Regions from separate parts of the Mus musculus genome. Here regions 1, 2, 3, 5 and 6 are each linked to region 4. The links are chromatin loops, found by intact Hi-C in ENCODE. Cell type or tissue: heart. All regions are shown on one strand. Region 1 holds the start of Slc18a1 (solute carrier family 18 (vesicular monoamine), member 1). Region 2 holds the start of Gm32997 (a long non-coding RNA gene). Region 3 has its middle 22 kb from the start of Gm33103. Region 4 holds the start of Lpl (lipoprotein lipase). Region 5 overlaps Gm33103 (a long non-coding RNA gene). Region 6 overlaps Gm33103 (a long non-coding RNA gene).

The links. Peaks named below come from ENCODE experiments on the same cell type or tissue, not always from the same donor. Only the 100,000 strongest peaks of a DNase experiment are listed, where the experiment ranks them.
Region 1: a loop joins it to region 4, with 2.2 times the contacts of the local background. A loop is called at or near these places in 3 of 42 quality-filtered maps.
Region 2: a loop joins it to region 4, with 4 times the contacts of the local background. A loop is called at or near these places in 5 of 42 quality-filtered maps.
Region 3: a loop joins it to region 4, with 5 times the contacts of the local background. A loop is called at or near these places in 22 of 42 quality-filtered maps.
Region 5: it touches region 4 in a loop (4-fold over the local background); 4 of 42 quality-filtered maps call a loop at or near these places.
Region 6: it touches region 4 in a loop (4-fold over the local background); 4 of 42 quality-filtered maps call a loop at or near these places.

Annotation. Positions count from the first base shown.
Region 1 is chr8:69,085,902-69,090,901 of GRCm38, reverse strand. Slc18a1 (solute carrier family 18 (vesicular monoamine), member 1) reads left to right here and starts at 1,680. Exons shown (of 17, transcript NM_153054.2): 1 at 1,680-1,921. Atp6v1b2 (ATPase, H+ transporting, lysosomal V1 subunit B2) reads right to left here and starts at 2,166. Exons shown (of 14, transcript NM_007509.3): 1 at 1,974-2,166. The coding sequence starts at 2,109. In heart, no CTCF peak of the experiment used is centred here; a DNase peak (open chromatin) is centred at 2,211; H3K4me3 peaks cover 1,933 bases; H3K27ac peaks cover 1,297 bases.
Region 2 is chr8:68,951,981-68,956,980 of GRCm38, reverse strand. It overlaps Gm32997 (a long non-coding RNA gene), which reads right to left and starts at 2,978. Exons shown (of 3, transcript XR_379062.3): 1 at 2,889-2,978; 2 at 1,438-1,576; 3 at 798-1,258. In heart, a CTCF peak has its summit at 1,165 (motif pointing left); DNase peaks (open chromatin) are centred at 2,710 and 2,840; H3K4me3 peaks cover 687 bases; H3K27ac peaks cover 942 bases.
Region 3 is chr8:69,021,497-69,026,496 of GRCm38, reverse strand. No RefSeq gene overlaps it. Among named protein-coding and RNA genes, the nearest start is that of Gm33103, 22 kb to the right of the region's middle. In heart, a CTCF peak has its summit at 2,892 (motif pointing right); a DNase peak (open chromatin) is centred at 2,986.
Region 4 is chr8:68,879,472-68,884,471 of GRCm38, reverse strand. It overlaps Lpl (lipoprotein lipase), which reads right to left and starts at 3,917. Exons shown (of 10, transcript NM_008509.2): 1 at 3,632-3,917. The coding sequence starts at 3,719. In heart, a CTCF peak has its summit at 2,536; DNase peaks (open chromatin) are centred at 1,621, 2,571, 3,201, 3,921 and 1 weaker place; H3K4me3 peaks cover 3,515 bases; H3K27ac peaks cover 3,785 bases.
Region 5 is chr8:68,975,328-68,980,327 of GRCm38, reverse strand. The region is part of intron 2 of Gm33103 (a long non-coding RNA gene); the gene reads left to right. Among named protein-coding and RNA genes, the nearest start is that of Gm33052, 16 kb to the left of the region's middle. In heart, no CTCF peak of the experiment used is centred here; DNase peaks (open chromatin) are centred at 2,957 and 4,357; H3K27ac peaks cover 328 bases.
Region 6 is chr8:68,981,688-68,986,687 of GRCm38, reverse strand. The region is part of intron 2 of Gm33103 (a long non-coding RNA gene); the gene reads left to right. Among named protein-coding and RNA genes, the nearest start is that of Gm33052, 9.2 kb to the left of the region's middle. In heart, no CTCF peak of the experiment used is centred here; DNase peaks (open chromatin) are centred at 2,817 and 3,307.

The DNA.
Region 1 (5,000 bases), 210 kb before region 4:
TGCTCCAGATTAGTTACTAATTTCCAGCCTGAATATTTTACTTTCCGTTTCTTTTTAACAGCCTGAGTAATTTCTTATATTATGTACATATAATATCTAGAATTTTTAATAATCCTGAAGTTGTTTTAAAACAGGATCTGATTTTCACAGGGCAACTGCCAAAATTACTCCAAAGAGTGTGTATCAATTAATTATAATTATTTTGATAGTATCATCAAACTTTAATAATAAAAAATTGAGTTAATATTTAAATTTGACTAAAAATGTGGCAAAAATAGTAAAAGATGATATTTAAATGCAGTATACCAACTCCCTTTTAAAAACCCTATCCATATTAAAAAAAAAATACACGCTTAACTATTAGGACAAATTGAATTCCAAGTTATAGGATTTACAGAGCACTTCCTAAGTCAGACACTGTGAACTTGGGGATACAAAGATGCAACTTTTAGAGACAGCTTAGTCAGCAGAATCCTCCTATGAACAAACTCTTCAAATATTGGCCAAGCACATGGATATGGTGGAGAAACACTACTCATCCCTGAAGGGCTTAAGACCTTCGCCATGGAGTAGTCGACACTCCCTGAATTGGCTCTGAATGACTTGTTATATGGAAAGAGACTACTATAACCTTGTAACATTTTTCCCTTAGAAGCCACACCAGTGTCTATGTGCTCTGCTCAGAGCAAAGCATACATATCAAATGCAATTCTAGAGATTCTGTAATTCTCAGGTATAAATCTGTCAGTTTTCCCGACGTTTCCTTGGGCTCACATGAACCCCTAACAGGCATTCTCTAATTTTAACAATTATTCTAAAAAAATGCTTAAAAGGCACACCTCAGCAATCCACTCTCCAATGTGTGTGTGTGTGTGTTTTTTTTTTCCCTTCCCCTCGCTGCAGTGTTATCACATGACCCACTGACAGCTCAGGACAGGATTAGTCAGGCTGGAGGGCGCCTAGCTAAAACCCTTCAGCTGAAACGCTTTTAACCAATGAGCCACCCACAGAGCCAAGCTGCCAATTAACCTGTGCAAATGGAACCTTATTTTCAGGAAAACAACAGATACTTAAAAAAGAGGAAAAAAAAAAGTCTTCTTTCAAAGCTCTCTGCCTGGCTTTAAGGGAGCCGTGAAGAGGTTTGATTCTATACAACCGAAAGCTTCAGCCAACAAGAGCCATTTGGGAATGACTGGCTTGTCTAAACATGGCTTATTGAGGTCTTTTATGATCACTACACTTAAGCCTATGAACATAACAGTGGAAAGCAACCTTCCATTTAACTGCGTTTGGTTAGCTGGTCAGTAAACGAATAAACAACAGAAGACCAAGCAAAGGATTAAGAAACTCGATTTTTGGTTCCTCTTTTCCCAATAATTAGATGTCTGAAGCCAGGCATGGCTTCTCCTTTCCAGAACCTTAGGCGTCTCGCCTGTAAAACGAGAGGGTGGGACTGCACGACTAGGGTATTTTTCAGCTCTAAGGTTCTCCGGTATCTAGGTGTCCTCCAGTGAAGCGGTTCCCTACAGAATAAGCCACATCTCCCTCTAGCCGCGGGGCCTGCCCACATCAGCGATGACATTACACCTTCTGCACGGTCCACCTGCCCAGAGGTCCACGGGGCAAAGGGGGACGGAGTAGGCGTTCCCTCGACCCGAAGACATTTAAATGAGGCCAGGAGCAGATGAAGACAGTGACAAGAAGTGGCCCTCAGAGACAGACCAGTGTCTGACAATACCCAGAGAACTCGGAGCGGGTAGGGCAATCATCAGGAGCCCACTTAGCCCATGGGAAGGTTCCAGTCGGTGCTCTCACGCTCGGCCCACCGAAGTCACGGAAAAGCTCACGCAAAGCTGGAGAGGTGCTTGTGAACTGAGCGATGGGGGAAATGAATCCCATTCCCTCCCCGCTGGCTGAACAGGTGAGAGCACAAGCCAAGGGCTTGGTGGACACGCTCACTTTCCCGTACTCACTGAGACGAGGCTGGGATAGGTAGTTCCGGCTCACCGCCAGCGCCTGCTCCCGAGCTCCGGCCATCGGCCCACCGGTGGGCACGGGCAGTTCGGGTGCGGCCCCGTTCACGATTCCCCGCATCGCTCGCAACGCCATCTTGTCTCCTCCGTCCCGACTGGCCCCGCAGCAGCGCGGCGCAGGCGCACATATAGCAGGGAGGCCCGTGCGGCCGGCCCCACCCATGCGCGCTTCGAAGCTGCGGCAGAGGCCCCGCCCTCTCGGCGGCGCCCCGCCCCCAGACTCGTGACTGGAGCTCTGCGGGGGCGGTGCAGGGTGCGCGCGCATGCTAGGCGCATAGGGAGCTGACCAGAGTGCTGGGAGCGCGGATCTGAGGCTGGGAGCGGGAAAAGAGAAGCGAAAGGGGCCAGAGGGCAAAATTGACACAAGAGAGAGGATTCACGAGAAAAAGAAAGATTCATTGGAATGTAGGGAAGGAAGAGATAGGAAAACGTGCATAAGAAAATACAGACAACTGAGGTTCATAATCAAGCTGTGGAAAACACCTTGGAAAGCAGAAGATAGAAAACCTAGTCCCATGATTGGTAACTTTGTGTCGAAATTTATTTCAGTTTATCCTACTACCAAGTTCTTTTTTTTTCGTGGATCTTTTCGAACAGACTTGGCTTTCTTGCATATCCGAAGAGTATATGGTGTGGAAGACCACCTTAGGAACAGATTGGAAAACCAGTTAAGAGGTTAGAACGCACAAAGGGTTCTAGTTTCTTTTCTTTGGCTGTGATAAAATTAGCTAGCGGTTGGCTTGGTGTGATGGCGCAAGCCTTTAAACGCAGCACTCAGGAGGCAGAGGCAGGAAGGTCTGAGTTCCAGGGCAGCCAGAGCTACATAGTGAAACTATGTTTCAAAACAAAAAAAACAAAAAGAAAAACCAGCCTGTGAGAAACGAACAACACAGTAAATTGATTGTTGTTCTCTTTACAATATAAGAACAGAAGAGGAAAACAAGAACTTTGCTATGACGGAGCAACATACTGAAAAACTTCTTTGTGTTAGTTCCCCATAGATTTGTTGATAAATACACAAGAGGATGTCTAGACTGGCCTTCGGTAAGGTTTATAACTTATCAGTTTGGGAAGCATGGATCTTTGCCTCATTCACAAAATTACTATGTTGTTGTTTTGTTTTTAAAGATTTATTTATTTGTATGTATGTGAGCACACTGTTACTGTCTTTAGACACACCAGAAGAGGACTTCGGATCCCATCATGATGGTTGTGAGCCACATGTGGGTTCTGGGATTTGAACTCAGGAAGATCAGCCAGTGCTCTTAACCGCTGAGCCACCTCTCCAGCCCAATTACTATGTTGTTATAAAATTCCCTTTGGGCTATATATGTGAGGTATGTATGGAATATAAATGAGTTTTATCTATAGACTTACAGCCTATATACAAGACATATTATGTAAATATTTCACAATTAAAAAAAAAAGAAATTTGAGAGGCTGGAGAAATGGCTCAGTGGTTAAGAGCACTGACTGCTCTTCCAGAGGTCCTGAGTTCAGTTCCCAGCAACCACATGGTGGCTCACTGATGATAAGTTATAAACCTTACTGAAAGCCAGTCTAATGGGGTCAGATGCACTCTTCTGGTGTGTCTGAAGACAGCTACAGTGTACTCATATACATAAAATAAATAAATCTTTTAAAAATCTTTTTAAAAAAAGGCAAAATAAGAAATTTGAGATCTAAAGCATTCCTGCTCCCAAGCATTTCAACTAAAAGTCAGTCAGCTGATGTTACAAATGAAGTAAATGTAGCCAGGTTACCTAAGTCTACTTTGAGTGCATCTCAGGTCCCTATGTAACAATCCTTCAATCCTCGATAAAATTGCTGGAAGTATTAAAAGAGGTAATTGAATGTAAACAGAGAGTTCTATATAGTTCTTTTTTAAAAAGTGAATCCTCTAAAGATTTATTTATTTATTTTAATTATATGAGCATACGGTCACTGTCTTCAGACATATCAGAAGAGGGCATCAGATCCCATTACAGATGGATGTGAGCCACCATCCACCATGTGGTTGCTGGGAACCTTTGAAAGAGCAGTCAGTGCCTTTTTTTTTTTTTTTTTTTTTTTAGATTTATTTATTATTAAACACAAGTACACTGTAGCTGACTTCAGGTGCACCAGAAGAGGGCGTCAGATCTCATTACGGGTTGTTGTGAGCCACCATGTGGTTGCTGGGATTTGAACTCAAGACCTTCGGAAGAGCAGTCAGTGCTCTTACCCACTGAGCCATCTCTCCAGCCCAGTCATGTAGTTCTTTTAAACTTTTTATGGTTTGGAATTTTTTTGCATGTGTATAATACATTTTGATCAAATCTACTCCCCAATTCTCTTTCCTCCAATTCTTACTCCATCTCCTGCCATTCTATGCCTCCCAAGTTCATGTCCTTTTTAAGTCTACCGAGTCAACTTTGTGCTGCTTGTATGTGCCTGGGTATAGGACCATCTGCACAGGTGACTTCTTTTACTTCCTTTACACCTCAGGACTGCGAGGGTAGCTGGCCCAGGCATAGAGAATGTGGCCTGAGCAGGAAACTTGGAGTCAGCAAGCCTGGCTTCAGTGTCTGTTTGAGTACACAATGTGACCTTGGGACAGCCATTAGTTCCTTCTGTCTCTCACTTGCCATCTGTGAACGGGAAATAGTTTATGTAATATAGCTTTTAAGAATGTAGTTAGTTAGTTTTTTTGAAACACTTTTTTGTAGACCCAGCTTGCCTCAACTTTCCTCTGGAGCTATAGAGGGAGCTTGGCCTTGAACTCTTGATCCACCTGTCTCCAATGCCCAAAGCTGGTATTATGAGCATGGTCCTCTAGGCCTGCTCTTCTTAAGGATTTAAAATGAAGAAAAAGGCTAGTAGCACCAGAAACTCTGGTACAAATGTGAAATTGTATTTCATTGCAAATATTTATTGAGGAAGAAAAATTAAGGAAGGGAAGGCAGGAAGAGCTCATGCCAGTGACTA
Region 2 (5,000 bases), 73 kb before region 4:
AGTTCCGTTTCTGGCTAATTATTCTTGCTAACTTGGGTGTGCCAGCCCAAAGCTCATCAAAACTGCACTGGTGTCCTGAACACCCAGTGTAGTTGCTGGCTGGCTAATAAAGACTTCCTATTGGCTTGAACCCGTGTCCATGTAGTCTTCTTCTTGATACCTCCCAATACCAGCAACATAAAAGTTCAGCAAGGGGTTGCTATATGAGGAAAGTGAGGGGCCAGCAAGAGGAAGGCTGGAGTAGACCACAGAGGGGGAAGAGAGTGAAAAGAAACATAAATGCATATGTGTATGAAAATTCCATAATGAAATCCATTACCTTGTGTGCTATCTTAAAAAACCTAAAATTTAAAGGTAATAAAGAATATCTACAAAACTGTATTACATTCTAATAAAACAGAAAGGATATAAAACTGGAAGGGGGACTTAGGTGTTCTTTTGGGGAGTGGAAGGGAATGGTTGATGTTGGATAGGTGTGATCAAGATGCAATGCTTACAAGGATGAAACTGCTAAAGAATTAATACAAGATAGTCTATTAAACTACTAGATCCAAGATCTGGGTGTAACAACACCAGCATTAATCCCAGCTGGCAGGAGACACAGGTAGATGGGTCTCGATGAGTTTGAAGTGAGTCTGGTCTACCTAGTGAGTTCCAAGACAGTTTGAGCTACTTAATGAGACCCCATCTCAAACAAACTAATAAACAAACTAACCCCCATTCCATCCAAACACATCCAAAGACAATTTCAGGTTAGTTTTCCCCGCTACTTAACAAACTTTCCCAAATAAACCTAATGAAAACCAAAATAGGAGACTATTTTATTAACATAGAATTCATTTTAAATAACATCTGCTGTAGATTGTTTTGGGGTTAGGTTGGGATTCCCACATATAAACATAAAAAGTCTTTCATGGGCCCTAACCGGCTTTGGAAAAGTGGCCTTATTCCTTTAAACAGAGCACAGGTCCATTTTCTACCTCAGCCATGGTGTCTTAGGTCAGAAGCTTTCTGTCCATGCCACTACAGAGTCATATCCGAGTGATGCTGGGATACTCAGTGCTCTTCTGAGGAGTCAGTCTCGTATCTAGGACTGGAGAGATCCATCATATGCAGATGAAGAATTTGCTGCTCTCTGGTGGCTGATGGACATGCAAAGGCCCCGTGGTGAGAAGAAAATGTGCCTTTGAGCCCAGTAAGCCTTTTCCCCCTTGCAGCTCCTTGCAGAGTTCCTTTCATCCACATGTTGAAATCATCCCTGATGGGAAGGAAAGTACATGATTTAATTGTGCTATTCTGCTGCGGGATGTGGTTCCAACCAGATGGGCAAAGAACTACATTTAGATTAGCGCTTTGAAAAGTAGAGAACAGTACAAATGACCCTGTGAGGAACAGGGCAAAGCCACCAGGGAGATCAAGAAGAAATGACAAGCTCACCTCACTTGATAATGTTTTCTTGTTCTCCCCTAATGCACATCTGGATGAGGGTCAAAGGACAGGTTCTGAGTGAACGAGCCAGAATACTTTCCTGAATTTGGATTCTGGGAAGTTAGACATGAGAGCTCCGTTGTTGTATCTGGAAAAGAAGTTCTCCTTAAAGACAAATCCAATTCCCAGAAGCAAGTCTGCTTTGGGCCACGGTTGACAACAGTAAGTAACCTCTCTGGGAGGTGCAAATCAACTGTCTCTCTTGCCTCTCTTTGAGAAACTAGAGCTGTGTTCTGGCTCACTTTTCCTAAGGACGTGGGCCCCCAATGTCCTTTTTCTTTATTTGAGTTCATGGTAGACTTTGGTCTCAAGTTTTCATTCCACTAATCTCTTTGTTGTAGAGCAAACACACACACACACACACACACACACACACACACACACACACACACACACACACACACACTAAAGGCAGGTTTATTGAAAAGCTGCTCTTGGGTGGACAAGTTCACTGGCCCCAATGCCAAGGCCAGTGAAGTCACCATGGGGAAGCGGTGGAGGGGAGGGGAGGGATAGAAAAAGAAAGAAAGAAAGGGGCACTTGCAGAGAGAGGAGAGAGAGAGAGATTTTAAGTACCTCAAAGCTTCTTTGTTTCTAGGCATAGAATAATTTGTTCAGTTGAGAAATAACAAGCCCCACAGCAACTGGAAATGTGTATTTTCCCCAAGGCATTTTTACCTCCTACCCTGTATCCTAGCCTGAGCTGTTGGCAGAAGGGAGGAGGTCCATCATGTCCTCAACTGTCCTACGAGGCTGCAGAAGTCTAACCCACACCCATACCTGGGAAATCTTTTCTGGTGCTCTGAAGCAAGGATGGTCTAGGACACTAGGACACTGAGATAAAAAGAATCACGCCAAGGGACAGGGAAATAGGCAACAATCCCTTTAGAAAATGAATGGTAAATTGAAATTTCTGCCACTAAGTATTTTGACAGGGAAAACACCAAGAAGTCGGTCTACTTTGCTTCCCCTTCTTTTCCTCTTTTTAAAAATAATACAGTAGTGTCTCCCGTTTATCCAGTGTGGGTCAAAATTTACCGCTAGACATTTCTGGAGAATTTTCTAGAAGTCCATTCTAAATGCACCTAGAAAAATTTCCCTGGGCTAAACTGCGGTGACTTCGCGTGTTCAGCTTGTCTGCTACCCGAAATCTGTCCCTGCTGCCTCTGTGGTGCCTCATCCCTGCCAGATTTGTGAGCAGCCCAACCCATCCGGGTGGCTCCCACAGTGACCTGAAGTAACCTCACAGGCTCTCTGTGTGTTTGGATAACACAGAGATAAGATAAAGGAGAGGACATGAAGCAACACCCCCGAAAAACATGGTCTAGTGACCTAGTTAGTATTCAAGCACTGACCAAGACCGACAGTGTGGAGCACTTTACCAACATTTTTTTTCTTACCGCAAGTCCCTTCTGCCCTAATAACTCCTTGCTGCAGACTCAGCAGAGACAAACCACAGCTGGCCGTCAGTATTTTCTGCTGCAATGCTGTTCATGTAATCAAAAGCAACTGCTGCAGACTTCCTTTTCCCAGATAAAGCAGTGCCAAAAACTGACATCCTTTTCTCCGGAATCCGTTCCCCAGCTCTATTCTTTCCCAGTGCAGGCATCTTATTTGTGGCTCGAAAAAGCAGTGGTGTCTGTTGGTTGGATACATTTTAATTGGATAACTTTTAAACCAATTTTTATTTTTATTTGAGAAAAAATTCACACAAGTACTTAAGAATTAAAAGGTACACCAGGGGATACAGTGAGAAGATGAGCTATGTTCTCTGTCTTGGCATTTGGTTTAGGCTTTGCCCCACAGTTACCTGGCAACAGCCAGGTGTGCCTGACTCACTATAAAAGAGGCTGCTTGCCCCGTCCAGTCCACGCTCCCCCCCACTCGCTCCGCTCCTACTCTCTTCTCTTGCCCTCCCCCCCCCCGCACTCCCCCACTATCCTGGGGCTGGTCCCTCAAGGGTAAGGGATGCCTCAGCATGGCCCCGCAGAGGCACCGCCTTCCTCCACACCATACCGCGCCTCCACAAAACATATTCCTTGTCTCTTTGGTTTTATAAAACATAACTCTGTCTCTGTCCTTTAGTTATCAGGTACCCTGACTTAGAAGCGCTTACTTCCAGTCTCAGGTCTCTATAATCTGAGAATTCTAGTAGGAATGGCCAGTGCATTTTAAAATATGTACAGTCCTTTGAGCTCCTACAGACAGATGAGTTTATTGTCTTTCTGCATCTGTTCTGTTTCACATAACACAGTAATCTCCAGGTTCATTCATGTTGCCACTCATGACAGGACTGCCTTCTTTTTATTACTGACTAGCATTTTCCTGGACTCATAAACACGCATGCATGTTAGTCACATTCATTTTTCCTGCTTCTCTATTGATGGACACTAAAGTTGATTCTATCTCATGACTATTGTGGACAGTGTAGGCATCTCCTAAACACACTGCTTTTTATCTCCTTTGGATATATGCCAGATAGACAAATTGCTGAGTCATGTGATTATAAATTGCTTTAGTGAATGGGTGGACTAATTTATATTCCCATCAAGGGTGTGTGTGGAAGCATTTCCTTTTTCCCAGCTACTTATTCATACTTAGTGTCTGTGTGGTGTGGTGTGATGTGGTGTGTCTCTGTCTGTGTGTGGTATGATGCGGTGTGGTGTGGTGTAGTGTGTCTGTGTGTATGCAGGCATGTGTGTGTCATAGTGTGAATGTAGAGGTTAGAGGGTAACTTTTAGGAAACTGTTCCCACCTTCCACCTTGTGGGTCCTGGGGACAGAATTCAGCCTGTCAGTGTTGGTGGCACATAACTTTATGTGCTGAGCCATCTCAATGGCATAGTTTTTTTTTTTTTTTTTTTTTTTTTATGTAACAGCTGTTGTAACAGTTGTTGAGATGTCACTTCACCACATTTGAATCTACATTTTCTGGACTTTTTTTTGGATCACAGAAATGGAAAGTAGAGTAGATTTTTCTGTGGCTGAGTTGGTTAGTGAGAGTTGGAGAGGCTCCGCTAAAGGGTACAAGATTTCAGTGAGGCAGGAAGAACAAGTTTAAGCGAGCTATTGTGTAACATGGTGGCAGATCAATGTATTGTATAAAATCTTAGGATATTGGAAATATTTTACAAAAATTGTAAGTATGTGAGGTATTTCATTTGTAAGTTAGCTAGAGCTAGTCTTTCCATAGTGTATGCATACTTTATATATCATGTTGTACATTGTAAATACATACAGCTTTGTCAATATGGTACATACACATACACACACATGTAGGCGTTGATTTCTTTTCAAAATCTACATTTAGTAAGGGTCTTGAATGGTTTAACCTCCCTTCTAGCCCACCACCCACCAGAGGTAGTGGAAAAGAAAGGTTATTAGGATATGGGGAAGTGGAACAGCTTAGAAATAGTTCTTTGGAGCAAATCCAATCTGCGTTGTAGAATATACAGCAGCAGTCCACTTCAGCAACGTCAGGAGAGCAAACACAAATCAGCAGTGGTGGCAGAA
Region 3 (5,000 bases), 140 kb before region 4:
CACTGCCTCAAAAACCAAAAACAATAAGAAAAAAAAAACAAAAACAATAAACTGGAAACCTAGTATATATGCGAAGGACCTGGGTTGGGGAGACAAAATAAAATAAAAATAAAAAACAAGATAAAATTAAAAAAAAAAAAAGAAGAAGAAGAAGAGGAAAAGCCCTAATCAGGACATTACGAGACAAGAAGCCTCCAAAGATGCTTCTGAGTTGTTTTGTGTCGGCCGTCTACTGCTGGCCATGGGGCCTACCCTTAAGAGAGGTTTGTTTCCCCAGTGAGACTCCCTCCGAGGAAACAAATTTTATTTTTATTTGCAAAGTGGTTATCAATTAGAGACAGCTGCTGGGTTCCAGTGGGGCTTGTATCCACTTCTCTTCTCAGCTGGATGAAAGAGCTGGTACACGGTGGCTGTGGCTTTAGTCTCTGTGAGTTCATGTGTGAAGGTCCTGTTGATTTAGAGGGCCTTGTTTTCTTGGTGTCCTCCATCCTTTCTGGCTCTTACACTCTTTCTGCTTCCTACTCTGAGAGTTTACTGAGCCCCAAGGGGAGGATGTGATAGAGACAATCTCTTGGGGCTGAGCATTCCAAGGTTACTCACTCTCATACTGTCTGGCTATGGGTCTTTGTCCTGTCTCGTTCTCTATCTGTTGCAGGAGGAAGCTTCCCTGATGATAACTGAGCAGGGCACAAATCTATCAATATAGCAGAATGTCATTAGGAGTCATTTCATTGCTGCATTTTTCCCCTTAATAATAATATTTGGTTTTACCCTAGGTCTCTAAGCAATCTAGTCTCTGGTTGTTGCATCCAAGCAGTGTTGGGTATAGTTTCCATGTCATGGTGTAGGTCTTAAGTCAAATCTTATATTGGTTGGTTACTCCCATAAGCCTTGTGCCACCATTGCCCTACTTACGTTGCAGGCAAGACACTACTGTAGATCAAAGGTTTGTGGTCGGCATGATGTTCATGTTTCCCTTCTGGTGTTCCAAAGATGCTAGAATGTAGGAGTGAAGGCTCTTTGCAGGCACTGCCTCTACTTCTCCATAGTCAATGGGTTGTGTAGGTATTGTCTTCAGCAATAGGGCCTTCCCTTCAGTTTTGTGGAGAGCAACCTATAGTTTCAGCAACGACTTGGGTTGTTTGAGGGGTTCCCATGAAACTCCTTGGCCTACAACTCAATAAGATGTAACCCAATCCTAATATTGGAAGATTCATGTGGTGATAAGAGATAACCAGTTCAGACTCTGTCTCCCCATAACTTGGTGATCTTATCTATCCCTTCATATATGCATATATTTTAGGTAGTTTCTATTGTGTTAGTTTTCCATATTACCACTCAAATGCCCCTTTATTTAGCTGCCTCTCATTCTGTTCCCTCCCTCATCTTCCTCTTCTCACTTCTTCTCTTTATTCTCCCATTCTGGCTCCCCCATCCACCCATAACTATATATTCTATTTCCTTTCCCTTACCCTATATCTATCTGTTGCTCTTCAGAGTATAGCTTGGTGATCACTGACTTAACAGCTGATACCCACATATAAACAAATACATACCATATTAGTCTTTCTGGGTCTAGGTTACCTCACTCTGGATAATTTATTCTATTCCATCAATTTATCTACAAAAGTTGTCTTTTTTTTAAACAGCTAAGTAATACTCTAGTGTGTAAACGTACCACAGTTTCTTTATCCATTCTTGTTGAGGGACATCTAGCTTTTTTCCCTCCAGTTTCTGGCTACTATCAATAGAGTAACAACGAACTACTGAACATGGTTGAGCAAGTGTCTGTATGGTACATGCCAACGATAGGGCTGGATGTTGAGGTAGATCTATCTATCCCCATCTTTCTGAGGAACTCCACACTGATTTCCACAGGGAGTGTACACATTTTCACCCCCACCAGCAATGGATAAGTGTTCTCCTCCACATCCTTGCCAGCATGAGCTGTCACCCCCCCCCCCCCCAGTCAGGGTTTCTCTGTGTAGCCCTGGCTGTCCTGGAACTCACTCTGTAGACCAGGCTGGCCTCCAACTCAGAGATCCGCCTGCCTCTGCCTCCCAAGTGCTTGGATTAAAGGCGTGTGCCACCACGCCCGGCGAGCTGTCACTTCTTTTATTGGTCTTAGCCATTCTGACAGGTGTATCTTGAAATCTCAGAATAGTTTTGATTTGCATTTCCTGGTGGCTAAGGAATGTTGAACATTTCTTTAAGAGTTTGTCAGGCTTTTTGAATTTCCTCTTGAGAATTTTCTGTTTAGATCTGTGCCCCATTTTAAAATTGGTTTGTTTTCTTGGTACCTAGTTTGGTTTTTGTATACTAATCCTCTATCAGATATCTGGTTGGTAACAGAATCTTTTCCCATTTTACCGGCTGACACTTTGTCTGAATGACGATGTCCTTTGCAGTGCAGAAACTTCTTAGGTTCCCAAGTATTCCTTGTTTATCTGTTGTTTATCTTAGTTTCTGTGCTGGCGGTCTTCTGTTCAAAGAGAGATTTTTCTTATGCTAATGAGCTCGAGCTCTTTCCACTTCCTCTTCTGTCAGGTCCAGTGTATCTGGTTTTATGTTGAGGTTTTTGATTCATTTGAAGTTGAGTTTTGTCCATAGGCTTGTAGATTTATGTCTGGGTCTTCAATTTGATTCCATGGGTCAGCATGTCTGTTTTTGTATCCACATCATGCTATTTTTATTACTATAGCTTTGTAGTACAACCTGAAACTGGGGATAGTAAAATCCCCATCGGTTCTTTTGTTATTCAGGGTTGTTTTAGTTACACTAGGGTTCAGGGGTTCGGGATTATTTTTCTGTTGTATCAGGCAGGTCTGGAACTCAGCGTTGGAAGGAGGCTGGGCTGACATTCTTGGGCAGTCTTTGTTCATCCTGTGTAAATCCACCAGGTGGCGCCCTCACCACACGGTTGAGTGTACTTGGCAACTGCTTTCTCAATTTCAGGGATTTTTTTTTTTTTTTTTTAAGTTTTAGGGATTTTTAGCTCCTCTCTTCACACCTCCCACCTCACCAACGCTGTGAAACTGTTACTTGACAAAAGGCCTGCGGGAAATTTATGAAGTGGCCTTGTTTTGATCACTCATCTGGCACCTTCCAGGTTAGAGCATACAAGCCGCCACAGGCGCTGTGGTTTGCTTGCTGTAAGTTCTAGCTTCTCAGGGCCAAGCCAGTGTTTCCCAGATCCTATCATTTAAGTTCAGTGGATGACTCCCTAATCTATGTATGCTATTGTGTTCTCTGCCTTGGCCTTCGCCCATCTCTCTCCTTCAGTTTACACTCACTAACTCACTAATTCATTCATTTCCATCGTCATCGTTATGACATGTGAAGCTCTTATAGTGTTATCATGCTGGAAAAACAAGACCGGAGCTGAGGGCATAACCCTGTGTACTAAAAATATTTAGCAATGTGGCCTGGGGCTTCTTCCCTGCCTTAGATCATTTATGTCCCTGGATGAAAGACACACACAGCCTTTATATTTTTAAATAGCCTTAGTCAGCACAGTAGCTGGGCAGCAACCCCACCCTCCATGCTGTTAGAATCTACCTTCCTATCGATAACCCAAGTTATTACTTAATATGTTTATCTGGGCTGCCCTTAGCTCCAATTGGCTAGCCACATACTTGTGGCTCAGTTTTTCCACGGCTCTCCTCCCTCCTTCACGTTCTCCTTTTTCCATGACGGCTTCTGAAACCTCATCCCCACCTATGTCTCCTCTACCCATTGGCTGTTGGCATCTTTATTTACTAATCACAGTTAACTGGGGCCAGGGTCACAGGGGCTACACATGCATGCTCCAGGTTTTGGGGTCTTGCACTTAGCATTGCAATAGACATTAAACGACAAAACCTCAACAGCCCTGTCAATAAAAGTGCTTGTGAACATAATATAGTTACTTGTCTGCTGCTGCTATCAAGTGTGACAAGAGCAGAGCAAAGGAGGATGGGTTTACTTTGTCTCAGTTTGAGGGGACAGGCCATCGTGGTGGGCAAGTCATGGTGGCAGGAGCTTGAGGCAGCTTGTGTATCACATCTGCTGTCAGAAAACAGAGAGGAACGCTGACACTCAGCTAGCTTCCTGCTTTGTATGCAGCCTGGGGTTACAGGCTGTGGAGTGGTGCCGGGGCCCTGTAGGGTGGGTCTTCCCATTTCAATTAACCTAATCTAGAAACTCTCTCACTGACGTGTCTAGAGGCTTGTCTCCTCAGCAAGTCAGGATTCTGTTGACTTGATACTTGATTAAGTATCTTGATAATCTAGAGATAGTTTAAAGAGTACAGGAGGATACAGTTTATACGGGGTTATTATTGTATGTAAGAAATTAAGCACCAGGGGATGTTCCAGGTTCTAGGAGGAGCCCTGGAACCACCTTCCCTGGATGACTTAAATGTTTTACTTTCGTCTTAATGTAGCAGTGTTTGTACTTCTATTGTATTTTTGGTGTTCTAAAATAATGAGCCTAGAGCTCACTATTCAATAGCTTAGATAAAATTCACTATGTAGTCCAGGCTGAACTTGAATTCACAGCAATTCTCCTGCCTCAGCTTCCTTAGTGTCGGGATTATAGGCACGAGCCACCACACCTGACTTTGTGCTTTTATAAAGTTCTTTCTCTGTGTGATCAGGAAGACGAGCTAGGTGTTATTCCCCCCCCCCCATGATGTTTTTATTGACTCTCTGGGAGTTTCACAGCATGCATTCCAATCACAATCTCTTCTCAGTTTTTCCATGTCTGACCCTATTGTGATTTTCCTCTCAAAAGAAGTAAAAAATAAAAATAAGAAGAAAAAGGAAGGAAGGAAGGAAGGAAGGAAGGAAAGAAGGAAAGAACACCAAGCCTACCTTGTGCTATCCATACACTCACTGAAGCATGGTCAGACTCTCCGTGACCTGCCCTTTAGATAAAACTGAGTCCGTCCTATCCCACACCTCAGCTAGAAGCCATCAATTGTATGGAACTACTGTTCAGCATCTCTGTCATACTTTTAA
Region 4 (5,000 bases):
GAAATGTCACTCTCTTGTGTGGTCACCTTTACCCTAGAATTGGGTAAGTTAGTGGCCCTGCTGACTTTGAAATGGCCATGGGTAGTCTCTGAAATTATTCAGGCTGACTTTGTATGTTTCCATGAGAAAAAAAAAATCCAGTTTAATGTGGAGATCCATATCCAGGGCTCAGGTTGGATGCCATACATCCAGCATGTGTACTGGGCTCACTGCTGGATGAGGAGAGACAGGAATTCATTCACCATCACATAGATTGGCACATGGAAAATTTCATTTTAGTTTTAATGTATTTGTGTGTGTGTGTGAGTGAAGTTTTCATATTAAAATGGTGCTGTTTAATGAGTTAGGCAGTAGTTTCAATTTTACATTAGCTATGGACTCACAGATCTTTCTGCTGCTTAGTCTATGCAGGGGGAATTTTTCATATTGCTAGTTAGTGTTTGCCTTTAAGAATGTGTCAGTATCCTAAAGATTTCCCAACCTCTGTGGTCCCTGCAGCACCGACTGATAAGAGCACGTAGAGACAGGGAAGAAGATGAACCCCAGGCATGCTTCCATAAGTAGATTTCATCATCACCCAGGTGCACTCCGGGTTGACTACTGGAGGGTCAGGTGAGCTTGACTAATCTGAGGTGACTGTTGCTAAGGAAACTCGGAAATGTATCTGTGACTCTGCATTCATCCAACTGTGCTGCCTTTTGCTATTTTCTTAGGAATATTAAGTCCACATTGGAAAAAGAAGGGGAGAAGACAAGAGAGGGGAAAGAAGGAAGAGCAGGAGAGGACTGAGGAAGTGAGGAAGATGAGAAAGAATGAAGGAGAGAGGCAAAGGTCTATCCTTCAAATGCTTCCATCCTGAATTTGACCCACTACAGTAATACCACCCTAACAACTGCGACCACCCAGACACACCCTCATTACACACTGGGGTGATGTGTTTAGGTAGGCAAATTAGAAGATAATATGTTCCTTTTGCTGTGTAATCTTTATTCCTATGTTTCCAAAAAGACAGCTTGAATATAGTGTATAACAAAGAAAAATTTATCCTGATATGGGTAATAGTCACAGGGATGAAATCAGGCTTAGTCAGATCACCATAGAGAGGGTGGGGTTAGATAGAGGGGACTGTAGTGCTGTCAGAAAAGTAGCAGCACGGAAGTGACACTAAAGACAGATGAATGCCATCAGAGGAGGGGCACCAAGTGTCTGAAGACTCAGAAGAACTCAGTCACCATCACAATACGGTTTCCTCAGATGAGCCACACACACAACACAGTGCAGCCTTGGTGATGATAATGTGGAAACAGGCTATGGTCAGAGGAAAAGGGGACAAGACCCCCTGAAATGTTTTCATCGACTTGACTGGACAATCTGACAGAACAGAAACAGTCAGTCAGTCAAGGAGTATAAAGTCTCCTCTACAGCGCAGCAGGAAAGGGAGGCTGTGCTAAAAATACAGTCTGTCAAAGGCACTGAACGTCTTTCCACTGCGACTCTTCCCCCACTTGTCTCCCCACACCTTTCAATGCCGCTATTAATCAGTCACTCCCTTGTCATCTCCCAGTTATTTAACTCAGATATTAACCTCAAGTGAGCACTGTGGCTGAAGGAACGGGACTTGGCAGAGCAGGACCCTCTATGCTCTCTTTTAGCTCTCTGCTTTCCTGCCTGGGACCAGGAGAGGCTGCAGGGGCTCCAGGAAGAAGCACAGGGCAATGCCTCTCAAACTCGCACACTATTCGTGGAAAAAAAAAAAAATAAAGAGTGAACACGGAAACTGGGAGCCCAGAGGGGAGCTGGGATCGCTCCAAGCTGTGCCTTTCTCACCCACATTTTTACCCCTAGGCAAACTCATTTGTGGGACAAAGGGCTAGGCCTGCTGTGGTTAAAGAAGCTCACTGTAAAGGGCTACCCTGAGAGGACAGAAAGATGATAAGAGGAAGTCATTTCACATCTGATTAGGAATAATATTCACCAAATACATTTTATTGATAGGAAAATCAGGTGATGGCTAAAATCCAAAATTATTATGTAGTTACTTAGGTGTCCCTTTAAATCAAGTATAAGGGAGGAGCCCCAGGGCACTGTGAGTCTTGCCAACTTTCCTAATGTTAGAGCTCATGCAGCTAACCCCAGAAGGGTGACACTAAGTAACTGAGAAGCTGGGTCCAGAGCTTCTAAAGGAACCTTTAGCAAAACCTAAAAATGTAGGCGACCTTTTCTATGGGAGTTTACGGTAAAAGTCGTGTTCTACTATGGTATACTTTCTGAAATGTGAATCGAAAGTTTGCTCCTATTTTCTTAACCAGAGTTGCAAACCTGCCACCGGAGAGGCAGAATCTCCAGTATCCTCAAAACACCCAGGATTCGTTTCTTTCGTGCAGTTCTGCCATGATGGATTCTCTTTCCTTTGATAACAAGACATTTACAACTATACGCAGAAATAAAGGCAAGCTTTTAGCTGCAGTCATAGACTCCACTAAGACTGGAATTAGGCTGCGGATGTGCCACCTTAGAGCACCTCCAGGGGACACCACCCTCGTGGCGATTCCACCAGCAGCAACACAAGGAAACCCCAGCCTTCTTTTACGACTGAGTTCAGTCACATTTTGAGTCTGTGTTCTGTTAGCTCAATCAAGGTTCAAGTTACAAGGCTTCTCAATTGTGGGCAGGTCTCGACTTCAAGGCCATAAAGCAACTTGCTACTGACCCTAGTCTTCTCTAGGCAGAGAGCAGGCAGAGCCGTGGAGGTGGCCGCTTTTTTTTTTTTTTTCACCTAGTGTTGAAAGCGATCTCCCTTAGGCTCTAGAGAATCCCATGTGCTCTCAGCTAGCTGAGCGCCTCCCTTAGGGCGAGCCTCTCCTGGGACAGCAAGGAAAGGACACAGAGCTGAACTGGCAACCTCCAAGCCACAGGCTCCAGTCGGCTGGTGGCTGAACCTCGTTTTCTGGAGGGTAGGTTCATTTCTGGGCTTTCTTGAGTACTGAGCTAAGCCGAGCACAGGAACGCTTGCAGGACGCCAGCTTCCAGGACTCTGCGCCACGCGTTCCCGGGCGCCACCGCGCACTCCCACTTTCACTGTAGCTCACAACCCCCCGCCGAGAGCGACAGCGCCCTGTACAGTTGGAATGCACACAACGCGTCCTCCCACCTGCACCCTCGATTCACTCTTCCCGCTTCTAGAGGGGTCTGACCCGCAGTCCCAGCAAAGTTAGGGTCACTTTGGCCCGCGTGCCTTGCATTCAGCACCCCTATTCCCTATAGGGAGGTCACCACCGGTCACTACAGCTTTGCTCGGCCTCTGCGTCTCCCCATCCTAGGCTCCACACCCCACGCCCCAGCCGTTCCCTGCGATGGCAGTCGGCGGGAGAGAGCAGGAGACCGAGTGGGAACTCAGGAGAAAGGAAAAAAAAGCGGGAACCCAGAGTCGCCGTAGCGTGATGGGAGGCAGAGTCTCTCCCTTCTCCTCCTGGATTCCATTCCAGCCACCCTTCCCGGGAATTTACTGCGCCTGGGAGTCCCAGTGCATGCACGTACTTCCAACTTTCTCCCTCCCATCTTCAGATGGAGAAAAAGTGGTCCTGTCCGGGTCTGCAGGTGGGGGTAGGGGGAGTTGGCGCGAAAAACGTACCGTCTGCTGCGGCCACCCCTCCTCGGAAGGCGGTCAAACTCTGGAGCCAAACTCCCAGGACCACCAGGAGCAGGGCTTTGCTCTCCATCTCCCGGTGCACCCTTCTGCTTTGCTGCTGGAACTACGCGGCGTGGGGCAGTCAGGAGCGGGTTGAGCAGGAGGCGCAAGAGGACTGGAGCGCGGTGGAGCGCCGTAGGGCAAGTCAACCTTTAAAGGGGAGGGCAGAACAGTTACAAGGGGCAGAATTCCTCGGAGGAGGAGTAGGAGGAGAAATCGAGAGTCTGACACTGTTTCCACTGCACAGCTGTTTAAGTGACTGGAAATATGCAAATAAGACTCATCACCTATTGGCTATAAAATCATAAGTTGGGGGGAGGACTCTAAATGCACTTCCAAATATTTGAGCAAACGGTAACGAGGCTCAACGGTGCCAGCGAGAAGAAGGGGAAAGGGCAGGAAGGAAAGCTTGCTTGTTGTTTAGACTCCAGTTTGCCTACCGGGAGGAATCTGGTCCCTAGGGACCCCTATAGAGGCAGAGAGGAGGGGTTTACACTGATTTATGTTGAGTAGTCTACGATCCGTTTTCTAAGGGGAAGAAGTTTTGCTCTTAAACAGCGTGTACCTAACACTTTCACACTCACACACATACAACCTTTTGATAAATCTTTGTTAAACTTGAGAGATCCTTTCAAACGCACACCCTCCCCCACCCACCCACAGGTCCCCACGCGCCAAAGGGACCTTAGGACACATATTGCTCAGCGCATGGTGCCTGCACGGTCTGCTTTGTATCTTGGCAATATGGGTCTCCTTCTGTAGTAGAAGAAAAGACCCACTTGCTTTAACTAGTTTCTAATTTTTGCCTTATGTAAATTGTACTCGATCCTTTAATTCAGCAAGAAACTCAAGAATAACATCTATTTTCAGAGGCAGAAAGTCATGGTCAAACATTTTAAGCTATCCTGGATTTTCAGTGGGAGAGGCCATGCCAAATGACCATTCCAAACCTACAAAGACAGTCCATAGATTAGTGATGTTCCAGGGCGAGGGGATATGGGGTGCTAGGAGTGTGGGGGCAGGGTGAGGAGCATGATAGAAATATTCCAAATTCCATTATGCTTATCATTGTTCAGCTATGTTGATGCGTTGATATTAAATTGTACTTTGCAAGGGTGAATACTGAGCTTTTGCAAAGTGGACTAGCACATGTTTGTAGAAAAGCAAGAAAAATAAAAGCACATCATATACTGTGCTCATCTGCAAGTATCTTTTTAAATGAAAAGGGTGCTGATTAGCTAGAAAAAAAAACCAATAAACATTAAATTCCCCACCTTAATGCTGAGAAACCACCTCAAAAAATTAGTTCTCT
Region 5 (5,000 bases), 96 kb before region 4:
TATATGAGAGGGAATCTCTCTGATGCTTTATCTCCCCTGCACAACCACAGCTAGCCTGTCTGACTCCACTCTTTCCAGATGTGTTTTCTTTCACTGGTAGGTCAGCAACACAAATATCTGACTTTGCTTCTCCTGATAGTCTTTCCTGGGCAACAGCTAATGTGCACATACTAAGATGTTAATAAAATACCTTGCAGTCTCCAAAGAAAATGGAGCAAAAGTCAAGTGGGTTGATAGCAAAGTGCTGACCAGATATTTTGCTAAGTGCGGCCATTTCACCTGAATTGCAAAAGGAGGTGGGTTTGTGTCTTCGCAGATCTTCTCTTACATGCTTCTGACACTTCCCAAGTGCCTACTCACTTCCTGGATGTTATTCTTTTATTAGAATAAAAACAAACAAACAAACAAACAAACACATATATTCCTAACATTGGTAGAGGAAGGGATATAAGCATAACTGCAAATAAATTAAGGTAAAAAGATAATAGGATGTATGACTAGGGAGGTTAGGAAGTGGGCAGCTTTAAACAGCATGTGTTACAACAAGTTTCACTGAGTTTCTGACTTTGAATAAAATAGAGGAGGAAAGGGAGACAGGTAAGTTGACTGACTACAGGAGAGCAGTAAGCAGAGGGAAGCATATTGGCTAAAGCATAGGACTGGGCAGGGAGTAGAACTCTTCTGGCAGGAATGAAGGTTTTCTCCGGAGATGCTTGTATCCTCCCCTTGAGTATCAGAGTTTTGAGATCATGGAACCCAAGAAATTGAAGTCTCCCTAGGAATCACATGCTGGGAGAAGGTAAAGATTGAACCCTGCTTCCAGCCAGAAGGAAATGTTGACCCTTGGAAAGAGATGTCACAAAGTTCTAACAACTTGTCAGACTACAAGCAGGAGAGACTGGAGCTGAGACAGTGGTGCGCAGAACCACAACTGGAGACTCAGTTTTGCATACATCTTGCCTTCTTTTTAAACCTAAACCTTCTATTATCAGGATCCTTGTATATATATATATATATATATATATATATATATATATATATATATATATATATTTTTTTTTTTTTTTGAGACAGGGTTTCTCTGTGTAGCCCTGGCTGTCCTGGAACTCACTCTGTAGACCAAGCTGGCATCGAACTCAGAAATCTGCCTGCCTCTGCCTCTCGAGTGCTGGGATTAAAGGCATGTGCCACCACCGCCCGGCTAGGATCCTTGTTTTTATCAGCCAAGTAAACCTCCTCTGTGTGAGCACAGCACATTTTATTTATCCATTCTTTGGTTGAGAGATATCCAGGTTGTGTGTGATGGATTTAAAAGGTATGCTGGACCACTTTGCCCCTCTTCCCAATGTGGCTGCATTGGATAAATACCCCTTTTCTGCTTCCCACTATTCTTTGTTTCTTTAAATTGACCTACTGAAAATGGATGCCTGAACCTGGCTTATTAGACTACCAGCACCCAGTCTCTGGCTCTAAGAATCCTAGTAATGGAATAAAGTGCTGCAGAAAGAGTGAGGGGCCACTGTGGCTAGACTAGACCTGAGAGAAGGAAGAGGGAGGAGGAGGTAAGTGAGGTGGGGAAAGAAGGTGCTTTTGTCGCTGTGGAGAACATGCAGGGCTTGGGATGCTGCCCCATCATAACAGCAGCATCACACATCACTTCTGACATGTGCAGGAATCAGTATTGCCCATGGTGTCCAATCATGCCCTGGACCTAATGCATCCTATCCTGTGAGACAGGGAATTTTACTCTTTACTATATTCTAAGGTATTTTACGTGGTTTTGAAGTGCAGAGCTGAGGCAGGCAAACTGTCTCAGCTGGTAAAGGCATTTGTAGCTCCATCCTGACAACCTGAGTATTATCCCTGAAGCCCGTATAAAGGTGGAAAGAGAGAACTGACTCCCACACATGCATTGTGGCATATTCATGCCCATGCAAACACATATCATCCAGTAATAAAAAAAAGTAAATAATGAATAAAACAAAGAAACTACTAAAAGAGAAAAATGCTAACCTTATTCTTAGCAATTACCTCATGTCTCAGTGTATTTTATTTTATTATCACTAAACATCACAGACTGGGTAACTTATAAAAGACACAGGTTTGTTTAACTGACAGTTATGGAGGCTGGGAAATATAAGAGTACTGTGGGCTGGTATTCTAATGTGGAGGAAGGAATTAGGCAGTGCTAATACAGGACTTCTACTGTAATATGGAACTCACTCTTTTTTAACAGGTACCCTATAGATGGGAGATGGATGATATAGTTTCAGAAACATGAGCTAAAAGGAAGACAAGTTTGAACCAGCACATCTTCCATCCTTTTGTACAAGATTCTATCATTTAACAATTTTATTTTACTATCTAAAGGAGTATTGGTTATACACATCTCAGCTCAACTGGGCATCATTTATACAGTGTGTTGTGTGAATAGTTCCTCCTGGCATTCAGCAAGGTCAAGGTACTTTCATTATTACCATTTTCCTTATTTGTTTCTAGCTCCTCTTTTGACCTGTGACCTCAATGGCAAAATTCCATCTTCCAGTTTTGACTTTTGGCATCCCCTACATAAAATATAACTTGCCTGGGAGTCATGTTACTGTCCATGATGCCTCCAGGGTCACACTCTGTGTAGCTTCAAGGAAGTCGGTTCATAGACTCAGGCAGTGAACACTGGTCTTTGATTCTTATGCTTATACCAAATCCTCCAAAACTGTGGGCTGCAAAGTATTTCTGTATGATGTCTTTTAGGGTCTTCAGTAGTGTTTCAACAGATCACTGATCGTGGGGCAGTATGATAAATAGAGTCTTCGGGATGGTTGTCTATTAAACAACAGATCTGCTAAACTAATAAACTCAGTTATAGATAAAGCACATTTCCTCTTACATAATCTTTCCTTGTGCTAGTCAGACTATAGTAGGGAGGAAAACAGCTGCTTTCTCAGGGAGCATTGTGTCCCCTGTACTTACTGCAAATTACGGAAGGGTGACCACAATCATGGGCTTTCCCAGGCACTACCTCCCAGCTCCTGAGTTTTCTAACGCTAGTGAAGAAATTGACTTGCTAGCAAGGTGAGAGCAAGCAGGCAAAGAGCAGAAAGCTTACTCCTTCTATGTCCTTAGACATAGGCTTTCATGTCCTTATGTAGGCTTTCAGTAGAATGTGTTGCACAGATTAAAGGTGTGTCCTCCTTCCTCAAGATCCAGATTAAAGGCAGGTATCTTCCTGCCTCCTAAGTCCAGACTAGAAATGGATCTACCCACTTCAAACCAAGGAAAAAAATCTCTCACTGGTGTGCTCTTCATTTCTAGATTGTAGTGAGGTTGACAATCAAGAATAGCTATAACAGTCACCAACAATTTTGCTGGTCTCAGCAACTGCTAACAGATTTGTTCATTTTATTTCATTTGTAACTTACTTATTTTTTATTTTGTATGTAGTTCTACCAGCTCTCAAGAGTGTATTGACTACTTGAATCCATTATTATGTATTGTTCATTATGTTAGATCTCTAATTATCTAATTATCAGTGGAAACTCTGGAAGGCACCCAGAAATGTGCTTTGCTAATCACTGAGGCATTTATCAACCCAATCAAACAGATGATCTTCCTTTTGAGTTATGGGGCCACTGAAAAACCATGGACCAAATAAAGAACTTCTTCATAAATAGAGGTTTGTCACCAATAGAATACCACAGACCAGACAAATGTTTAATATATACTGTTAATGTATACATTAAATTATACATTAATGTATAATGTTAATGTAATGAAGAACACTTGAATGGGAACCAGAGGGTAAAAGTTCTAAACTCTGACAAGACAGAAAAAAAATCACTTTAGTAGGTTTGCATTGTCTCAATATAATGTACAGACATTTTAGCTTATTCCTAAGATCCTGGCAACATGATAGCCTAACGCTGGCAATTTCATCGGAGTCTTAGGACTACTCAGTATCAATTTTAGACAACGACTCAGCACAGCATATTGCTTGTACTTCCATACTTGCTCAAGGTGCTGGTTAATTTCCCATTGTTTTTTGCAACCATTTGGGATTGTTGGAAATTTCTAATTCATCACATCTTGATTATGAAGTATACTAATCTCTAGTTTACTATTTTAATCACATTTTGAAACTAACCCTAATTATTCAGGTTCATCAAGTCTTCAAACTGTAAACAAATGAATGTTCATGATTAAAACCATCCCTTCGTAGCTGGACAGTTTCAGGAGTTCAGAGGGATTAGAGCTATTGAAGTCTAAGTTTCTCAGACTATGAGGTCTCCAAGGTTACTTGGCCTAAAATGGTTTGTATTTTTAGAAACTGGCATGGAATCCTTGTTGGGAAACATGTGAGAAGCTTCCTGCCGCAGTATTTGGCTGGACTCAAGAGTCTGGTGTCTGTTTTGTGTTTGGTGACAAGGTGAACAAGTGTGTGGGAATATAGGGTCTGACTCACTCTTGCTCATTTTGGATTCAGAACCAAAACAATACTCTCTTAAGGGCTTTCTTTTTTGGGGGGAGGGGGATGAACTTTTTTTTTTATTAATTAGGTATTTTCTTCATTTAGATTTCCAATGCTACCCCATAAGTCCCCCAAACCCTCTTCCCCCCCTCCCCCCTCCCACTCCCACTTCTTGGCCCTGGCATTCCCCTGTACTGAGGCATATAAAGTTTGCAAGACCAATGGGCCTCTCTTTCCACTGATGGCCGACTAGGCCATTTTCTGCTACATATGCAGCTAGAGACACGAGCTCCAGGGGGTACTGGTTAGTTCATATTGTTGTTCCACCTATAGGGTTGCAGACCCCTTTAGCTCCTTGGGTACTTTCTCTAGCTCCTCCATTGGGGACCCTGTGATCCATCCAATAGCTGACTGTGAGCCTTCACTTATGTTGTTTGCTAGGCCCCGGCATAACCTCGCAAGAGACAGCTATATCAGGGTCCTTTCAGCAACATCTTGCTAGTGTGTGCAATGGTGTCAGCGTTTGGGGGCTGAT
Region 6 (5,000 bases), 100 kb before region 4:
AACTGGACACCATATTAACAGCATACTCCCTTCCCAGCACTAGCCATTTGCTAGACAGCATAAACCACTGGCACCAGCATGCTTGCCAACACCATGTAGTGGTGTGTTCCATTAATCTTAGCACTCTCTGAGGCTGAGGCCAGCCTGGTCTGCATAGAGAGTTCTAGGTCAGCTAGGGTTCCATAGTAGATTCCTGTAAGTTTATGTGAGGAAATAAGAATTTTGGAATTTGAATTATTCTGTGTCCTGGTTGTGTGTCTATGGTCATCATGGATCCAGCTGAACTGGGTTTTATTTGTTATTGGGTTTTTAACTTCCTTTGTGCAGAGCCTGTATTCCTATGTTGAAGTGTAAATAAAAATTAGATGCTTCATGAATTTGTAGGTAAGTGTGTAGTGTCTCATCTACTCACAAATAGAACTGACTGTAATGTCTGCGGTAACTGCAGTATAAAAATCATAAACATAATATAGACAGTCAAGGCTTCCCACAGTTCAGTTAAGAATCTGAAATCTGTTGCCAATTCCATGGGCTTTAGCACAGGATGTTGCCTAGGAAAAAGCAATGTGTGGAGACATCCATTGTTCTTGTCACGTAGCTGAAGCTGAATGGGAAATTTCGATGTATTGAGGCTGATCTTCCCATGCCTCTATTAGAAGGGCCAGTGGGAGATGTGGCAAAGGAGACAGTCTCTCCCATTTCTCAACCTACAACCGATGCAAATTGGGTTAGGCAATTAGTTGGAAAAAAAATCAACAACAACAAAAAAACCAAGTAGGGGGGCAAGCCAGAAGGAAAACCAGCAACCTCAGGATAACTATGCTAAAGGCTTTTTATTATTTCCCTTGGATTTTTGTTCATGTGTTTCATAGACACTTCCACCACTTGATTCTGTGTGCTAAACTCTGAAAAGTGTTCTTTCTGGGTCAGTAGCCTTAATCTCCACGAGGCTGTTAGAACTGCAGAAAGTAAACTACACTTGACCTGGACTTCAGTTAAAGTAAGCTGCCCCTGACTTGGTCCTCAGTTAAATTAAGCTGCACCCCATGTGGTCCTCAGTTAAAGTAAGCTGCACCCCACCTGGACTTCAATTATTATCTGTGCTTCAATCGGAGCCCAAGGTAAGACAGTTGTGCTCCAAGACCTATTAACTTCAGGAGACTTGAAGTAAAAATGAAGACTCAGTTTTCATCTTCTGCTGTTTTTCTTATTTGGTAATTGATTAATTGATTACATCTCACTGAGTTTTGGGAAAGGTAGAATGGCTTACTTATAACACTACACACAAGTGTCTGTCCATTTAGATTGCTGACTATAACTTCCCAAGCCGCCTTCTGTTTGCTGCTCAGGAGAGGATGACAAAGGGTTACATCTGCCTGTCAGTCAATGGTGCTGCGATCAGTCAATGTAAAGTCAAGATGTCCAATTATGCTGCTATCAAAGGAATTAAGAATTTCTCTGCCACAATGAATAACTCAGAAGGCATGACCTCTTTCCATCCAGTCAGCAAGTATTTAGCAAGGAAATACTAAGTTCTGTGTCTGTGTGAGTGGGCAAAAATGTCTTCCAGTATTGAGAGCCTCAGAAACTAATTGATATTCAAATAAGTATGACATTATATGGTCACCAGTTGCTTAAATCTCCTTCAGTAGGGGACTATCAAATGAGAGTATAGTCACAAAAAAGAACACATTGAGTAGTTAAATAATAAGGAAAGGGAATTAGAAAGTTTTCTATATACTGATATGGAAGTTCTAACAGTAAAGGGGGGGGAAGCAAATTATAGAACAATGGGCAATGGACATAGGGTGCAGCCATTTGAAGTTAAGGGGGGCAGATAGGGGAGACTATATTTTGCACTGTGCAGATGTCCTCTGCTCTATTCTCCAAGGTTCTGGCAGGCCACAAAGAAACTAGTAATGGGTAGTGAGGCTTTGTGAGGCTTTGGAGTGAGGACAATAGATGTCTTTTAATGCGATGTCCTGTATGGGCTTTGTTTTCTAAACAGCTCTAATGGACCACTTAGCTAAGACATAATAGATAACAAAACAACTACACTGAACAAACAGACACACCAGGAAGGTCCTGTACATTAAAGAAGACTGCGGAATTGCAGGCCTCGAGTGTGCTGAGGCCCTTAGCAGGAGTAACTGTACTCAGCATCAGTACAGTTTGCAGTCTTCCCAGGAACTCCTCGATTCCTCTCCAGGGACCACGGCTTCCTTAGTACTTTTTTTTTTTAAACAGTTTTCATGTTTTAAAGCTTAGTCTTAGTTATACAAAATAATAGAGTTCATTCTGTTTTTATAAATGAATATCATGTAGTTTAATCATATTCACACCCCACCCCAGCTCCCTTAATTCTTAAAACAGCATATAAACCAGTCATGGTGGCACATGTCTCACTTTCCGGCACTCTGGAGGTTGAATGGGGATGATTGCCATGAATTCCAGGGTAGCCTGTGCTACACAGTAAGTTCCAAGTCACCGGAGACTATATAGCAAAGACTATTTCTCAAGACAACAAAACAAACAGCAAAATACAGAACCATGAAGCAAGCTTTATAATTCTTATTCAATAGTTGAGAAATGGGCCCTTTGGGGGATCGGCAATCCCCAGTTCTCCTACACTGAACACAGAGCTGTAGTGTCCTGGCTCCCGACTTCTGTCTACCGAGCACTTGGCCTCTGCTGATGACAAGAGCAGCTATGTTCTACAGGTTCCAATTGTATTGTGGAGGGCACAGCCCATCCTGATTCTCTGTGCTGATAATACAGATGTTTGTGCCGACCCTGCTCAGAATCAAGACGCCTGCTGTCGCCTTCCTGTGCAGGAACACAGAGCTACTTTCCTGAACACAACAGGACTGTGATAAGATAAACGCCTAGATTTCCCCAACCAAAACTTCTAGCAAAGAGCACCTATGACAATAAACTGAGCCAACCACACCACACTTCTTGCGCGCGCTCAACTGGCCAGGAAGAACGACGCTGCAACAGGATCCTTCTGCACACGTTTATTCAGTCCTGTTTCTTCTTGTTTATATCTCCCTTGTTTATATCTCCCTTGAATAATCATCCTCCCTCTGACCCGGGCCTCTCACTCTTATGTACTCTCAGTTCCCATCCACGCACAGCAGGCCACGCCACCTCACCAGGCACGCAGCTTCAGCTAATCAGGGCAGCAGGGGCATATCTCCATCAAAATGGATTCACCAGTATCCTGGTGCACCTGTGCAGCTCTCAAGATGTTTGTGGTTTATATGAGGAAGTCAGGTGCAAGTCATACAACTTAGCTGCAGTCCCTGGCGCCTTTGGGACTGCCGCCACACCCGCTCCTCACATACACTTGGAGAGCTGCATAATTTCTGCCAGTCAGAGAAGTTGTGAAATTTGAGTGATGGATGAGGCTGGATAGGGCACAGGGCAGGTGATGTCCAATAACTATAGGAAAAATCTTTACTGACTGCCATTGGGCCTCAGAGTTGCTCAGTCACCTTATGTCATGGATAATAATAGGAAGCTCCAAAGGCCTGTATGCTTGGCACTGTTTTAGGTCATTTTGTCATTAAGAATTCATTCAATTTTCATATCAAACTTACAAAGTAGATACTAACTCTAAAGTTCCTCTTTACAAATGTATAAAGTGGGACCCAGAGAGTCTGAGCAGCTTACACATGTAGCTTACACAGGGTAGAAAAGACTATTAGAAGCTGGTCAGACTGGTTTTGTGTTTTGATCCTGGACTTTCTGCATCAAGGTGTAGAGAACATCCTTGTCAGCCTGCACAGAGAGGATGTCTGGGGCATAGCAGGAAGGAAGGAGGAAGGGAGGGAGGGAGGAGGGGTGGGGAAAGGCCACTTTACATACATATTCTCAAGGTTTGTGGTTCAGCTTCCCATTAGGCTCCTACTCACCTTCAGACCAACAGCTTTGATGCCGGCAACTTGATCTTGTCACTTTAGCCAGAGTTTTACCAGCTGACTCCACTGTTCATTGTCCCCTGCCTTCTGTATTCCCTCTTGTCATTTGAGGGGAAAACATCCTTATGAAGGAAATGAAGCCCTGGGTTCTTGGAAGACTAGTACTTACAAACAAGTGTGAATTTTCATGCCTTGGTCATTCCCCTTGAGCATCACTGAGTATCCTGATGTGGGTTACATTGTTCCCGTTGAAGAGATGAGAAAATGGAGTCTCCCCTGGGTTAGGTCTTTTGCTCAGTTCATGTAAGCTGGGATGAACCCTGGAGCTAGGGCTGTTTGACTCTAAAGCCTGGTTTATTGTTTCTCTGAGTGTCCTCCGAATCCAATAGATAATTTCATATGGTGGGAGTATTCAAACTCTAACAAAATGGTATCCACTGAATTACAAAAATAAGCTCTACATCATCAGATAAAAAGAGGAGCCCATCTTCCAGTCATTCTCCTATTCCCAAGGGTCAGAGTCTGGCTTTGACAAGAACTGGTGATATAACCAGGTCCTTACATAAATACTGACCCAGAAGCAAGCCATGTGAGAGTAATTTAGCATTGTTCTAGGCCAAGAGAATAAAACTCAAAAGAATAACATGACTCCCAGTGGAAAATAGAATTCTTTTAAAAAAATTTTTAATTTTATTTAACACATATATTTTTATACCAATCATAAAAATGATGGACATGTTATTAAATGAACATAAATAGATAAAGTCTTTTTATTTTATTTCTTTTGTTTTTAGTAGAGCTTAACATCATGGCTCTTATTGTGGTACAAATCCAAAATAAGAACACTTTTTAGATATTGGAGTTCACTGTAATAAGACTACTTCAATGTCCCTCACATCACCAAAGGATTTTACATCCATAGTACCTAAGCTAAGAGTTGACAGTTCTGCTGTGCCAAGGAATGAATTGTAGGCACAATTATTTGGGTACAGATTTCTTGCTATGGTCAAAGTTATTTGACTTGAGTGATTGTCGTCATTCTTGGCCCACAGGGAACAGGTTACATTCATTTAAGAA